2 separate regions of the Homo sapiens genome follow, and region 2 is linked to region 1. Evidence: chromatin contacts called from ENCODE Hi-C data. All regions are on one chromosome and are shown on one strand. The core of a region is the stretch at or near the end of the contact, and the rest is flanking DNA. Distances in the headings are between cores, read along the strand shown. Region 1 has its middle 120 kb from the start of MIR138-1. Region 2 has its middle 79 kb from the start of ABHD5.

Region 1 (4,496 bases), core at 1,306-3,805:
TTCGTAAAGCTTCGGGCATAAACGCTAGATAGCGAAACTTTGAGGAAGCTCAAAGTTTACCTATTGTAAATTGGTGGGGGGTGGGGGAGCATCTTATGTAAAAAGGAACGGCCCTATTAAATTAGTAAGTATCTTATTTTCGTAGTGGACGTCTTGCTGCCCTTGGTCCTCCCCTCCCCCACCTCATTTCTCCAAACCACCAAGGTTGGAGAAATCTCATAAACAAAGTATAAGTCCGTGGGGGGGGGGGGGGGGGGTTACTTGGTGTTTTAAAAAAACAACAACAACAAACGACCTTTGTAATAAGAAAGGTGGGTACGTTTTCATTTCTAGGTCTTAATCTTAACGTTACGGCCACGTTAAAATTGAAGTTGATTGAGACAAGAGAATCCCAGAGCACAGCACGCAGACAGACAATTTCACAATTAAAAAATATGTACTTCCTTCTCCCCGCTCTCGTCACCTCCCCCTTTCCCCGCCATTACCTACTCCCGTTTGGACTAGGGGCTGGGAGAGGAGGAGGATGTAGTCCCTCCGAGTGCACAAGGGAGGCGGCGGGGCCACTTGTTGCTGCACCGCCAGAAGAGCTAATTCCGAGCGGATCTGGCAGGGAGTTAAAACCCTTCTCCTGGATGCGACGCCCCAGAGACCGAGGCAGACGGCGAGAACAGATTCAGCGCCTCGAGATGTGCTTTCCAATTTGAACTCTGGACCATCTTTGCTTGAAATGCTTTGTCTTGCACGTCTGGGAATTACTCTGTGCGATTAAACGCGTGACACACACACGCATACGCGGGGTCGCCCCGCAGGGGGGAGGGTGCGTGGCACAGGAGCCTCGGACTTTCAGGGGCTCTGCACTTGGGGAGTGGTGCGAGGGGGACCGCCTCGGTGTGGCTGCTGACGTGAGACAGGTAACTCGGAAAGGTCTTCCTCCGGCTGCCTTGGTAATGGGAAGCTGTGGGCAAAGGTGCAGGGGCGGTCCCGGAGCGCACACGGCGCAGTCCGCAGTGAAGGGCAGTGGTGTGGTGGGGCAGAGAGACTAGACAAGGGCAGGCGGGTTTTGCCGATTCCGAGTTCATCCGTCTACGGGGTCACGTTCTGTTGAGAAAATGCGCGACACCCGGTAGGGAGAGAGTGACACTGACCAAGTGTCCCTGGAGGGCCGAGCCGTTTGCCCTCGGGAGGGGGTCGCGAGGCCCGTCAGCACTCGGCTCCCGCGGAAGCTGTGCTAGCGCGGCAGTCTCGCCGGCGCCTGGCCCCACCAGCCTTTGCCTTCAGCGTCCTCCGGTGGCATCGTCCGAGATTTGCGGAGCAGAAGCCGAGGACACGAGCAACTCGCTGTGGGCTTGAAGTGACCACGCCTTAGGGCTGTGAAAAGCTGCCCCGTGGTGACTTGGGTACGAGGAGGTTAATAAAGTGCAGAATTAGTCTTGATTTTTACCTAAAATGAAGCTGGTAGTACTGAGCGCTTAAATGACTCCGCTAGGACCCTGGAGGTTGTGGGAGCGGGGTGGGAGAGGGTAAATGCTAGGTTTAGGACAACACAGGATATGTCTAATTTAAGGAAGCTCCCCTTCTCGGGCCACGTTCTCTGTAGCTCTACCCAACTGGAATCGCCTCTGCACCCGGGGTCATCTCCGGCATTATGACACCCAGCGTTGCCCTCTAAACTCCAAGTCCCCGCGGCCACATCCTTCCGTGCCTGCTGGCACCAGCAAGAGTCTCTGCCTGCCCTTTCTCCTTTACATGGACCCTTTTCCTTTCACCCCTAGACCGCAGTGCGACTGGCAGGCACCTCTTCGCCCCCTCCGCGCCCCGCGCCGACGGTGGGAACAGCAGCGACAGCGCGACCGCAGCCTTCTAGTGCCTTCGCCCCCTCCCCCGCGGCCACACCTCACCCACCTCACCCGCCAAACCCCGCACTCCGCCGCCGTCCCTCCCCTGCGCGCTCCCGGCGCCAACCCAGCCAGAAGCGGGTGGAAGCCCGGGTCCATGTGCAGGTGTCCTTGTGCGGGAGTAGGGGAGCTCATAGGTCAGCGATCCGCGACCCTACCCTGCCCTCAGCTCGGGGTCCACCCACGTGGAACCCGCCGGCCCCCGCGGGTACCCAACACCAGTCTCCCGGGCTCGGCTGCCGTTCCCTCGAAGCCCCAGGGCGCTCCCACGGGTCAATGACCACCTCAGTCTTTCCTCAAGCCAGGGTTTGGCCAGTTGGGAAACCTCTTCGTCCCCTGCCCACATCCCCTGGCATCTCCGGACAAAGCCACTCGGCTTCCCGCCCCGGCATCGGGAAAGATGCGCGTGGAGAGCGCCTCCAGGCGCTGGGCCACGGTCCCGGTCCCTGGCCGTGCCTGCTGTGTGCGGAGCTGGGGCGGCGGGTACCGCCTGCGCGGGGCAGGCACCCCACTCGCCGTTCCTCCAGCACGGGCACTCGACCGCCGCGGCGCTGCAGGAAGGAGGCCCCGCCGCGCCGGTTCCTCCACACCCACGTGCCCCTCGTGTGCGCGCCCCCGGCCTGCAGATGCTACAAGGCTGGCGCCGCCTGGATTTCCGGGCGGCCCCACCCTCCGCGGCCGCTACGCCTCGCTCCCTGCATTCAGTCTCCTTGGCGTCTCCGCTGCAGCATCCAAGACCAGGCGCCGCCTCTGCTAGCCGTGCTGCCCAGCACGCCTGAGGGCCGCTGCCGGCAGGCCTCACCTCCCGCCCGGGTCCCCCACTCACCTTTCCTTCTGGACGGTGGGGTTCAAGCTCTGCACTGGGGCTGTTAAGCCACCGCCCACGACCTCCTGTAGGGTGCAGCGGGAGGGCGTTCCCGAGGCGCCAGCACCCTCTTTAAGCCCTTCCCCGGCTTTCTGCACAGCACCTTCATCAGCCGGCCACCCTCCCTGACACTAAGGGAGGCATAGCTCTCGCTCTTGCTCCCGCTTTCTCTCGCTCGTTCTCACACCAACGCCCACCTATACACACACCTGAACACCGAGAGGCCAGGACCGGTATCTCTCTCTTGAACTCTCAATTCCAGCACTGCAGAGCACATCACGTCGCTGACAGCAAAGTGAGGAGGTGGCACCTGTGAACTAGGTGGTTTCTTAAAATTTAAGAAATAGCCTTCTGCCCCTTGGCCTTTGCGTTCTTAAGACGATTGTACTTTATTTTTTAAAAATATATAGCCCAGTAGTATTCACACATTAAAAAATACATATTTAAATGTTTCGAGATAATCATAGATTCACGTGCAGTTGTAAAAAATAATAATAATACAGAGAGATCCTGTGCACCCACCCTTTACCCAGTTTCCCCCAGTGGTAAAAATTCCCAAAACTATGGTGCAATATCACAACCAGGATACTAGCACTGGTATAACCCCACCCATCTTACTGAGATTTCCCGTTTTACTTGTACTCATTTCTCTCTCCTTCAACCTCTGTGTGTGTGTAAATAATTCTATACAATTTTATCACATGTGTAAATTCAACTACCACCACAGTCAAGATGCAGAACCGAACTTATCACAGGATCCCTCTTTTTGCCTTTTATAACCACACCTACCTGGAGGGTGAGTGGCGATCCCTGACTACTACTAATCTACTTTCAATTTTTTCCAATTTTGTCGTTTCAAGAATGTTGTACAGATGAAATTATACAATAATGTAGTATTTTCGGATTGTCTTTATTGACTCAGCATAATTCCCCTGAAATGTATCCAATTATTATGTATTATCAATAGATGATTCTTTTTTATTAGTGGGTAGTATTCATGGGATGGAGGTACCACGACGGTAGATTATTTAACCATTCTCTCATTGAAGGACTTATTGCAGGGTTGTTTCCAGATTTTGGCCGTTGCAAATAAAGCTGCTGTGAACATTCATGTACAGGTTTCTGTGGGAACATAAGTTTTCTCTGGGATAAACGCTCAAGAGGGCAATTGCTGGGTTATGTGGTAAGCACACGTTTAGTTTTGTAAGAACTACCATACTCTTTTCCAGATTGCCTGTGCCATTTTACAATCCCAGCAGCAATGTAGGTGTGATCAATTTTTTTCTTCACACTTGGCAGCATTTGGTGGTGTCACTGTTTTTTTATTTTAGTCATTCGGATAGGTAAGTAATATCTCATTGTGGTTTTAAATTGCATTTTTCTGGTGGCTAAGGTAATGATAGTGAGCATCTTTTTATGTGCTGATTTGCCATCTGTATACCCTTTTCTTTTTCTTTATTTCTTTTCTCATGGAATGTCTGTTCCCATGTTTTGCCCATATTCTAATTAGAGGTTTGTTTTTATTTTTTACTGTGGCATTTTGAAGAGTTCTTTATATATTCTAGGAAAAGTCCTTTGTGAGATACATGGTTTGCAAATATTTTGTTCCAGTCTCTAGCTTGTCTTTTCATTCTCTTCACATGGGCTTTTGCAGAGGAAAACTTTCCAATTTTGAGGAGACTCAATTTACCAATCTTTCATTTTATGGATCTTGCTTTTGGTGTCAAGTGTAAGAA
Region 2 (4,374 bases), core at 1,056-3,555, 230 kb after region 1:
TAATACAGAAGAGCGGATGGCTTAAAGCACCTGATTTCCCTCTCATATAACCACTTGTGGTAATGAACTTAATAAGATAAAGGCATTGCCATTTTCCATTAAATTATATTGCTCTCAAAAGAAATCAAAATCAAAACTTTAAATATTTTAAAAATCCATTTCAAATCATGGACATTAAGAGATGTAATCTGGAATACTGCCTCCATTGCTTGACACATAAACAGACTTCAGAATATCACATCATTAAACCTAAGTTTTCTTTTAGTAAAATGAAGTTAAATAATAGTCTTTATGAATATCCAGAGACCTGTGCACTTATAATATGCACACCTGTTTGTATATTATACTTTAATATTAATCTATCTCTCTGTCTCTGTCTCTTTCTCTCTCTGTCACTCTCACTCTTTCATAATCCTTGTTCATACTCATCTCCCGGGAATACTGTGAGAATCAGAGGGGCTGATGTACTTGGCAACGATCTGTAGACCACCAAGCACTAGAAGAGGAAGAGGACACCCATCATCACAGAGCAGGTGGCCTCACACACCCACACCTATCAGAACTGGGACTGGCAAGAGGCAGTGGGACGGCATTTAGAGAAGAGGCTGGAAGAAGGCAGATTCCACCCCGCACCAGCTGTGCTGCTTAGGCAATTCTTTGACTCCTCTGTCCCAAGTGTATCTGCCTGTAAAGTGGGCACAATAACCATTGCTTCACAGGATAAACGCCAACAGGGTGGGCTAACTATGCAAATACATGACAGATGCCTCCTACAGCTGCCCACACTTCTTCTCCCCACCTACCTGCTGGCTTTAGTCCTTCCTTGTGCTCTCAGTGGCTGCTGCTGTCTGACCAGCCCCCTGCTGCCCCCCTGCCTGCTCCTGTGTGAGGGCACTTTGGGGCCAGATGCCATGCAAGATGACACGGAGGAGGCAAGGCAAAGCTGGCCCTCAAGGGTCCACCCTGGGGTCCTGATTCCAGGCCTTCTCAGGTTCCACTCTCCCCTCCTCTGTACACAGACCACTCTCCTGCTCTCTTCGTTAAGGTGTTTAACCTTCCAAAGCCTCAATATACTTGTGTGTAATAAAAAGAAAAGAAATAACAGGTTCAAGAAACCAGACAGCAGCGTGAGGATAGAGGTGACAGCCTTCACTGTTGGAAGCATCTTTTCTTGGCTCTGAGCGGTAAAGCAATGCACCCAGGGTCACAAAGACAGAGGTGGCAGCCAGGATTTTAGCCCAAGTGGCCTGACGCCAAAGTCTTGTCTCCCTCTCAATGCAGCTGTGTAGTGGGGCTAGACCCCAGTCTTCTCCATCTTCTCCCCTGATGTCCAATCTAAGCACAAGCAAGGGGCTTGCTGTGGAACCACAGCTTCAGACAAGCCCCAGCCACACCCACCTCCACTGAACGGCCACCTCTTCCTGCCACTTTGATGCAGAGATAGGAGCTGTGCCAACGCAGAGCTGCCCACAGTGGAGAGGGAGTGGAGGGTGGAGCTGATGCTCGTCTCTCAGGACTGCTTTCCCAGTGCCAATATCTAGGTCACCCTCCTGATCCCCAGTGTGATGACTCACCACTCGCCTCTGTCACAGCCTGATAAAGAACTCGAGCCATTAAGAAATGGAACAAATTACTAAATGGGAGGCACAAGAGAAACCCAGGATTAAATTAGTTCATTATTCATAAATCATAAATGACTCTTCCTCTCACTGATGCTTGTCTCTGTCTACCTACTGGCCTTGCAAGAGCAACAGACTTCTATAGGCAGGAGGTCAGAGACACAGGAGGCCCAGGCTGAGGGCCCCAGGGTTGGCAGCCACCTTTAGGCAAAACGGCTGGGCTGGCCTCGGCCCGTTGCCTCTGAGCTGCTCTCTGGACTGCAGGGTCTTGGAACTGAGTCGCCGGGTTTGTAGGGCGAACACTGCAGTGCCTGCTCCATGGCCTGCTGTGCCATGGAAAGGTTCTGATACCTGAGGTGTCTAGTATGGTTGAGACACAGTTGTTGTGTGGGCCGGGTTGCCTCTGTGAAGTATGTCACCTCTGTGCACCGGATCATCTCTGTGGAGTGTGTCCCTGAGGGCCATATCACCTTTGTGAAGCATACCACCTCTGTGGAGCATGTCACCTCTGTGGGCCAGGTCACCTCTGTGGAGTGTGTCACCTCTGTGGCCTGTGTCACCTCTGTGGAGTGTGTCACCTCTGTGGTCTGTGTCACCTCTGTGGCTTGTGTCACCTCTGTGGGCCATGTCACCTTTGTGGGCCAGGTCACCTCTGTGGAGTATGTCACCTCTGTGGAGCATGTGACCCCTGTGGGTCATGTCACCTCTTTGTGGGCCATGTCCCCTTTGTGGGCTGTGTCACCCATTGGGGAGTGTCACCTCCTCAGAGCATATGACATTTCAGGGCATATGTCATTCCTGGAATGTGCCTCCTCTCTGACGGGCGTGTCTCATGACCGAGAGTTCCTTGATGCTTTTCTGTCCTGGCTGGAAAAAGGAGCAGCCTGGGCCCCTCCCGGGGCCTGCCGTGCTTGGAATGGAGCCAGGACGGAGAGGGACCAGCCAACCCAGTGCCAAGGACGCCAGGGCATCTGTTCCCCAGCCCGGAAGGAGATCCCGCCCCGCTCTCAGTCAGGCCCCGCCCTGCAGGTCTGCAAGCCTCCTCCAAGGAAGGCGGAAGGAGCCGGGGCCGTGTCTCAGGGAGCCCGAGAGGCGGAGCCCGGGAGGAGGCCTGAGTGGGCTGGGGAGGGAACGAACCCTACCAGGATACTGGAAAGGGACACGAGAGAGAGGAGCCGCCCCCTGCTGGTCACAGCTGGGAAAGGCGCTGCAATCAAACTCAGTCCCAGGGCACGGTGCCAAGGGAGGCGGAGGAACTGCAGTGGTTCCCGATGGACATCTTGTTGCTCTTAGTGTCACCCCAGCGCATGCATGATTCCTAAGCTATGGGTCAGGGAGTCCCAAACAAACAGCAGTGTTATTCTGGAACTACTTGGATGAGGGTATTTTCCTAACTAGAGCTTACTGGGATTGTGCAAGTGGCAGGGACTACTCTCTAGGTCACCCGACGTAAGGGGCCAGTTGTATTTGAAGGGTGAGCCAAGACTAGAACAGAGGTGAAGGGAGGTGAAAAGGTGACCAAACAGCTGGGTGCTGCAAAGTGCCTGACAGCAGGAGGTGGACACAGGTTCTTATGTAACAGCAGTAAGTGCCATATGCTAACAGCCTGCCATGTGCCAGCTGTACCCAGGGTCTCTGAACCTAGCAGTGTCCCTATGCACATCTCACAGGTGAGGAAAATGAGATCTAGTAAGTGACAAGTGTCTAAGCCAGGATTTTAATCCAGGTCTGAAGAACTTCAGAATCCATGTTTTATTCATGTCACTTCTGAATTTGGGCCCATTAGCAGGGCCAATGTGCTGGCATCTTAGCAGCAGCTAAAGCAGGCATCTGCAGCCCCCTCTTGGTCTTGCCACACAGTCCTGGCTACACTGACATTCTAATTGGGAGGAAGGTCAGATTTCTCCATTCTCCATATCCAAATTCATCTTGTCCACTTTGATTCTTGGATTTGATCACTTCCCACCCCACCTCTTACTTAACTGTTCCCTGGGCAAAATTCCAGCCTTAGCCAGAAGGGCACTGTTCCTACTAAAGTCAGAAGTCAGAACTTCCTCCCTTCAGCCTCTCCAAGCTCCTTCACAGCCGGCTCCTAGACTCAGCCTGCTGCTGACATGCACAGACAGTGCCCTGGCCCGTCACTGAAGCTCCCTGGGATCCCACAACCCATCTGACTCGACACTGATTTTTACAGCTTTGCAAATAGTTGCCTTAGTTCCCTTCCCCTGAATGCATTATAAAGTTAAAGGGAGAAAAAGAAGTCTTTAAAAAATCCCCCAGCTATCTTAATTAACATGCAGAATGCTTTTCTGGCAGTGCACAGGCTGTGATAAAACGGGAAGCTTCTTAACACAACATATATTTAATCTGTGGCATTCGCTTCCACATGAAATTCAATCAGATATTTTAAGGGAGTTAACAAGGGCTCTCAGATCGAACTGTGAATAAATGCAGGTGTGATAAATACACTCAAGCTACTGAGATGTTTTATCAAATGATAAAGGTGTTGAGTGGGGTGGGGTTGAAGGACAAACCTTAATTCTAATTCTGTACGTTGTCAAAGAGGGTAGGAGAATTTATTAGACAATGCCAGGGCGATCTAATGACCCATTGCCTCTGAAAAATCAATTAAACTTGCTCATTTGTTCTGTTTTTCCAGGAATCTTTAATTCAAGTCTGCCGTATGCCAGGCACGAGGGAGGCAGTGACCAACCAATAACGCAGTTCCAGTCTCTGCCCTCAGCCCCAGCTCTGC

Evidence for each region. A loop is a pair of places that touch in the nucleus more often than their neighbours do. Pooled maps may share reads with other maps.
Region 2: a loop to region 1 is called in a map of MCF 10A, with 14 times the contacts of the local background. The contact joins two enhancer-like sites. A Hi-C loop is called at or near these places in 8 of 168 maps with a recorded cell type or tissue (A673, GM12878, MCF 10A and 5 more), 4 of 37 single-sample maps with no recorded cell type and 15 of 50 pooled maps.

What each region holds. Positions count from the first base shown.
Region 1 is chr3:43,993,240-43,997,735 of GRCh38, reverse strand. No RefSeq gene overlaps it. Among named protein-coding and RNA genes, the nearest start is that of MIR138-1, 120 kb to the left of the region's middle. RefSeq lists an enhancer at 1,071-1,180 and a silencer at 2,311-2,510. Within about 2 kb of position 2,555, at least 3 of the 41 ENCODE cell types and tissues checked have a DNase peak (open chromatin) inside an H3K27ac peak, as active enhancers do; they include PC-9, where a contact is called at or near this core.
Region 2 is chr3:43,768,047-43,772,420 of GRCh38, reverse strand. No RefSeq gene overlaps it. Among named protein-coding and RNA genes, the nearest start is that of ABHD5, 79 kb to the right of the region's middle. RefSeq lists an enhancer at 1,457-1,956 and a silencer at 2,715-2,894. Within about 2 kb of position 2,305, at least 24 of the 41 ENCODE cell types and tissues checked have a DNase peak (open chromatin) inside an H3K27ac peak, as active enhancers do; they include PC-9, where a contact is called at or near this core.